2 separate regions of the Homo sapiens genome follow, and region 1 is linked to region 2. Evidence: read pairs that join two places in POLR2A ChIA-PET (ENCODE). Cell type or tissue: MCF 10A. All regions are shown on one strand. Each heading gives the region's core, and the rest is flanking DNA. Links, peaks and the distances in the headings are about the cores only.

What was found. ChIA-PET counts read pairs that join two places held together with the same protein. Peaks named below come from ENCODE experiments on the same cell type or tissue, not always from the same donor. Only the 100,000 strongest peaks of a DNase experiment are listed, where the experiment ranks them.
Region 1: POLR2A ChIA-PET joins it to region 2 with 6 read pairs; 2 of 35 experiments call an interaction of 5 or more read pairs at or near these places.

The regions. Positions count from the first base shown.
Region 1 is chr12:111,269,359-111,272,278 of GRCh38, reverse strand. The region is part of intron 4 of CUX2 (cut like homeobox 2); the gene reads right to left. Among named protein-coding and RNA genes, the nearest start is that of MIR6760, 33 kb to the left of the region's middle. In MCF 10A, for the core only: no CTCF peak of the experiment used is centred there; no DNase peak of the experiment used is centred there.
Region 2 is chr12:110,894,937-110,897,856 of GRCh38, reverse strand. The region is part of intron 9 of CCDC63 (coiled-coil domain containing 63); the gene reads right to left. Among named protein-coding and RNA genes, the nearest start is that of MYL2, 24 kb to the left of the region's middle. In MCF 10A, for the core only: no CTCF peak of the experiment used is centred there; DNase peaks (open chromatin) are centred at 1,116 and 2,366.

The sequences.
Region 1 (2,920 bases), core at 113-2,612, 370 kb before region 2:
TTTCTAATCGTAGAAAATCTCTATTTCCTGTAGCTGTGCAGGTGGCTTATCCACTAGATGGCACTGAAACGAGTTATTTGGGACAAAAACAAAGCTAAATGCTTCACCTCCCCTGCTACTTCTATCAATATCTATTATATTTCAGCTGGTTCAAATGTAAATGTTTAAAAATTAAGATCACAAAAGTACTAAAAAAACTCCTTATACCCTTGAGGCGAGAAAGATTTTTAAAAACAGGACCGGATATTCAGAAGCTACAAAGCAAAGATTTGCTAAGATTTCTTGCTTTCTGCAAATATTTTTTTGAATACCTGCTACATACAATAGACAAGAGACATTACACACTAAGTTGAGAAACAAAAGGCAAACCAGGGGAGAATATATGAAACATGTATACCTGGACAAAGGTTAATATCCCCCATATACAAAGAGTGTCTACAAATCAATAAGAAAATAATCTACTCTCTGGTAGAAAAAATCCACTCTCTGGGCTAAGGAGACATAAACCAGAGATTTCTAAAAGTATAAATATGAATGCTTTATAACATATGAAAAGATATTTAGTGAACTAGTAAGTAAAGGACTGCAATATAAAATCAGCAAGGAGAAAAACATTCTTATTCTGGTCACTGATCCTGGGGTTTGTGGTCAATACAAGGCTACAATGTACTTTTCCTTCCCAAATTTTCTTCTTGGTACAGCACAGTACCAATAGGGGATGTGTTCCCAAGCACCTTAACTGTCCAGAGTTGGAGAGGGGTTAGGTAAATTACAATACAGCTATACAAGGGATTGTTAGGCTTGTACAATGAATCAAAGTTACTTGGGATCTGTAATCACACAGGGAAATATGAGTGCTTCATGTCAGATAAAGGAAACAATTCAAAACGGTACATGTAGAATCAGCAACTGTTTTGAAAAAGTACACAGGGAAAAATCACGGAAAAGAAAAACAACAAAATGCTTTTCTAGCTGGTCGTTTTCCCTCTTTCTGTTTCTCTCTATTTTCTGAAGTTGACAGCATGCATATGCTACTTTTATAATCGAGGAGACAAATTTAAAAATTTTAAACGTTGTAGAGCATTTTCCTATTCTATAGGCTCAGGAACCCTGTTGCCTGCACCACTGCTTATCCAATGTCCCTGACAACAGACCGAACCTCGTAGAATCAATAGCAGACGCTTGTCACTCCTATAACTGTTATACCCTGATGTCAATGGGCTGCTGATTACTCAGCCCTGCGGAATGCTTTCATGTACAGCGTAGCGAATCCTCACGTCCACCCCTGAGTAGGTTCTATTACTATCCCTCTTCTAAAGACACAGAAACCAGAGCTCAGAGAGGTTAAAGCCCCTGGCCAAGGTCACACAGCACAAAACACCAAACTGAGAGTTCCACCCAGGTGTGTCAACCTCTATAGCCTGGGCACTGAGCACCTTCCTGATCAGCCTCCCCCCCAAGAGAAGGAGCAAGGTGAGAAATGTCTGCCAGGAATTGCAAATCTGCATCAGATTTGTAAAAACCAAAGCACAGTAGAAAACAACATTTTGGGGCACTCACCTGTCTCTTATCTCCTCAGCAATGTTCATCTGCCTGCCCTCTCATTTCCTCGTTCCTTGTTTTTTTTTTTTTTTTCCTTTTAACTAATCACTCAGTTAACAAGTTAGCCTTCTGAAGCTTGGGTCCGTACCTAGTGACTCTACGAGTGCGATAAAGGAATCAGCCATCACCAATACAGAAGTCAGAGAGGTTTAAATCACATCATCACCCACAACAATGACATTAATTATGCTTTTAACACGTTTTACTGCTTTTTTTTTCTCACTTCACGCCACATCTGTGTGAACAATATCCAAAAGATTTACGGTTTTCTTTCGTAATTACAGACATCCAGGCTGCACACTTATCAAAATACTTGCTGAGCCATCAGGCTCTGTCGTATTCTCTGCCAAAGATCTGTGTTGGCAGCAGTCACTCAAAACAAAAATGTTGAATCAGGACTTGTGTGGCTTCGGGTGGCGGGGAGGAGTATTTCGACAAATAATTTGCCTGTCAAGAAATATAAAAACAGGAGTGTGCGCGTCCCAGCGAATTTTCCAGGAGTGTTATTTTTATGGAGGGGGTTGGAGCTGGGGGGCCGGCAGTGAGCGGGGAAGCTGGAAGCGCCCAACACACATTTGACATTTGGTTCTTGTGTCTGAGGATAAAATTTAATGAGAACAAAAATATGTCTTCCTAATTCCCCTAAGAAATCATTAAAACATTTTGTTATGCTTAAATGTCTCGAAAATGAATTAGAGGCCCTAAAGGGGCTGTTCGTATGGTACGTCTCCATCAGTTAAGGCTCCTTGTTCTCTAAGTCGGTGACAGCTGGGGACAGCTCTCCCGCCCCTGCATTTCTGGGGAGGAGAGTTGGGAAATCAGACTCCTGGAGTCAGCACTGGGCTTGGAATGACCTTCCTGCTCCCGGGCTTTGGGGAAAGAGGAGAGAGGGTATATGGACCTTCCAGAAGGTTCCACAGCAATCTTGGGACCTTGAGTGGCCCCTGGCCTGTGACTGTTTTAACAGTCTTCTCTCCAGAAAGATGAGGGTCCCATAAGAACACCCCCCAAAATGAGGGCTCGTTTCCAAGTGGGGGGCCGTAAGACCCTTCTGTTTCCCTTTGTCTTCCTGCCTGTCTGTACCCCCAAGCACTAGACATGCTGGTGTCCCCCTGTGACTGTGATGACAGGCTATGTGACCGATGATCTGGTCACTTCTGCCACTCAAAGGTAAGCTTCTGAGGGCTGGGCCCATGTCTGTGTTTGTAGGGTCACAGCTGTGTTCCCAGTGTCCAGCAAGTGCCGGGCACACAGTAGGCACTCAATAAATGCTATCTGAGTAAACAACACAAGATGTGCATGGAAGGGGGGTCTCACT
Region 2 (2,920 bases), core at 100-2,599:
GGGGAAGAGGCAGGAGAATTGCTTGAATCCAGGAGACGGAAATTGCAGTGAGCCCGAGATCATGCCACTGCACTCCAGCCTGGGTGACAGAGCGAGACTCTATCTCAAAAAAAAAAAAAAAAAACAAGGTGGTCCACAGGAAGAAATACATTGCAGCCAACACATACAAACATACATACGTATGTTGTGTATGTAGATTTATCCATATTATCTAATCAAATGAATATAAAATTTCACAAATCAATATTTTAAAAAAGCACAGTTGGGGTCTTGCTCTGTCACCCAGGCTGGAGTGCAGTCATGTGATCATAGCTCACTGCAGCCTTGAACTCCTGGACTCAGGTGATCCTCCTGCCTCAGCCTCATGAGCAGATGGGACTACAAGCATGCAACACCACACCCAGCTAAGTTTTTGGGTTTTTTTTTAATTTTGTAGAGATGGGATCTTGCTGTGTTGCCCAGACTGGTCTTGAACTCCTGAGCTGAAGAAATCCTCCTGCCTCAGTATCCCAAAGTGCTGGGATTACAGGTGTGAGCCACCATGCCAGTTCAAATCAATATTCTTTTTTTTTTTTTTTAATAAAATTAGAGACAAGTTCTTACCATGTTGCCCAAGCTGGTCTCAAACTCCTGGGCTCAAATGATCCTCCTGCCTCAGCCTCCCAAAGTTCTGGGATTAACAGATGTGAGCCATTGCACCCAGCCTCGAATCAATATTTTTATTATGTGTTCTAATATTTTCTCTTCTGTTCTGTTCTATCTCACTATTTTAAAATGTTGGCTACCATCCAATAAACTGATTTTACCATTCACAGTTTAAAACACATTGCCCTAGCCCAGTGGTTCTTAAAGTGTGGTCCCAGGACAAGCAGCATCAGCTTCACCTGGGAACTTGTTAGAAATGCATATTCTTGGCCCCCACCTCAGTCTTACTCAGTCAAAGGCCCTGGGGGTGGACCAGGCCACCTGGTTTTAGCAAGCCTCCCGGTGATCCTGGTGCACAGTAAAGTCTGAGAAGCTCTGCCAGCCTGTTGGATCTCAGCCTTGGCTTCACACTGGTATCACCTGGGAACTTTAAAAATATTTGCTGCCCAACTCCACCCTCAGTGATTCAGAGTCTTAATTGGCCTGGGGCGCAGCCTGGGCATCTGGGAGTTCTCATTAAAGCCTCCCAGGTGATTGTGACGTGCAGCTGGACTGAGGATCACTGTTCTAGGGTATTTCCTTCCCTGATTCCTGCCTCTCCCTCAGAGATCTTAGCTTGCAAAGGTGAACTGGACCCTGGGTGAACCAGCCCCATTCCCACTGGTGAACTCTGCACGCACCATCCCGGATAATGATCTCAAGGGGTCGGCCCTATTCACACCCCTATTTTACAGGTGAGAAAACTGAGGCTCTGAGGCATACAGCCAGGAGAAGGAAGCCAGGAATTGAGCTCAGTCTCTCAACCAGCACATCAGGTGGCTTCCTCCACCCGGCTACTAGAATGTTTAGTTCCCAGGGCTGCAAATTTCCCATATGACAAGAGCGGCCCTTTCTAAAGATGCATTAGGCCAGGCATGGTGGCTCACGCCTATAATCCCAGCACACTAGGAGGCTAAGGTGGGAGAGTCACTTGAGCCTGGGAGGTTGAGGCTGCAGTGAGCTGTGATCCCACCACTGCACTCCAGCCTGGGCGACAGAGCAAGACTCTGTCTCAAAAAATAAATAAATTATAATAAAAGTGCATTTAAGAAAATCACAATTTTAAAAAAATCACAGGATTCATTTTTTAAAAGTCAATGTTCAGCTTGATGTGGTGGTTATAATACATGTCTAGCTCCTAAAATATTCCAGGTACTTTACACACATCATCTGAACTCAGCCTCATAATCGGCCTAGTTTTCAGATGAGGAATGTTGAGGCCAGAGAAGAAAAGTGAATTCAGGTTTAGCTTCCCTGTACCAAGCTCATCCAAAGGCTTGACCTTGAGCTCAACTCTTCACTTTGGCAATTATTTAGTAACAAAGTGAGGGTGACTTACCAGTTTTTCTGGCTCACATGATAACAACAACAATAATAATAGCTACAATGTACAGCTCTCTGCATTACAGTGTGCCAAATGTATACATGTGTGATTTTATTCAACCTTCACAGCCCTAAGAAGTAGGTATGATTATTATCCCCATTTTACAGATGTGGAAACTGAGGCTCAGAGAGGTTGAGTCACTACCTCAACGTCACAGAGCTAGGAAGTGACTTTTCTGCAAGTCATAGCCAGGCTCCCAGAGCTTGGTTGCTTAATTCCTATGCAAAACCCTCCCATGATGGATGTGGTCCCACCACTTCTCCCAAAGGGAAGGAGATGATGAAATAAAGGGTTTCAAGAATAGAGCAGGTGGAAGTGATCTTTAGCAGGGGGTAGGAAACATCTGTGAGTCTATTGCTATCAAGACTGATTCTGGCCAGGCACAGTGACTCACGCCTATAATCCCAGCACTTTGGGAGGCCAAGGCGGGCGGATCACCTAAGGTCAGGAGTTGGAGACTAGCCTTGCCAACATGGTAAAACCCCGTCTCTACTAACAATACAAAAAATTAACCGGGTATGGTGGCACGTGCCTGTAATCCCAGCTACTCGGGAGGCTGAGGCAGGAGAATCGCATGAACCCGGGAGGTGGAGGTTGCAGTGAACCGAGATCGTGCCACTGCATTCCAGCCTGGGCGACAGAGCGAGACTCCGTCTCAAAATTAATTAATTAATTAATTAAAATTAAAAAATAAATTAAAAATTAAAGTTATCTCGGCATGGTGGTGTGCACCTGTAATCCCAGCTACTCGGGGGCGGAGGCAGGAGAATCGCTTGAACCCGGGAGGTGGACGTTGCAGTGAGCGGAGATCGCGCCACTGCACTCCAGCCTGGGCAACAGAGTAAGACTCCG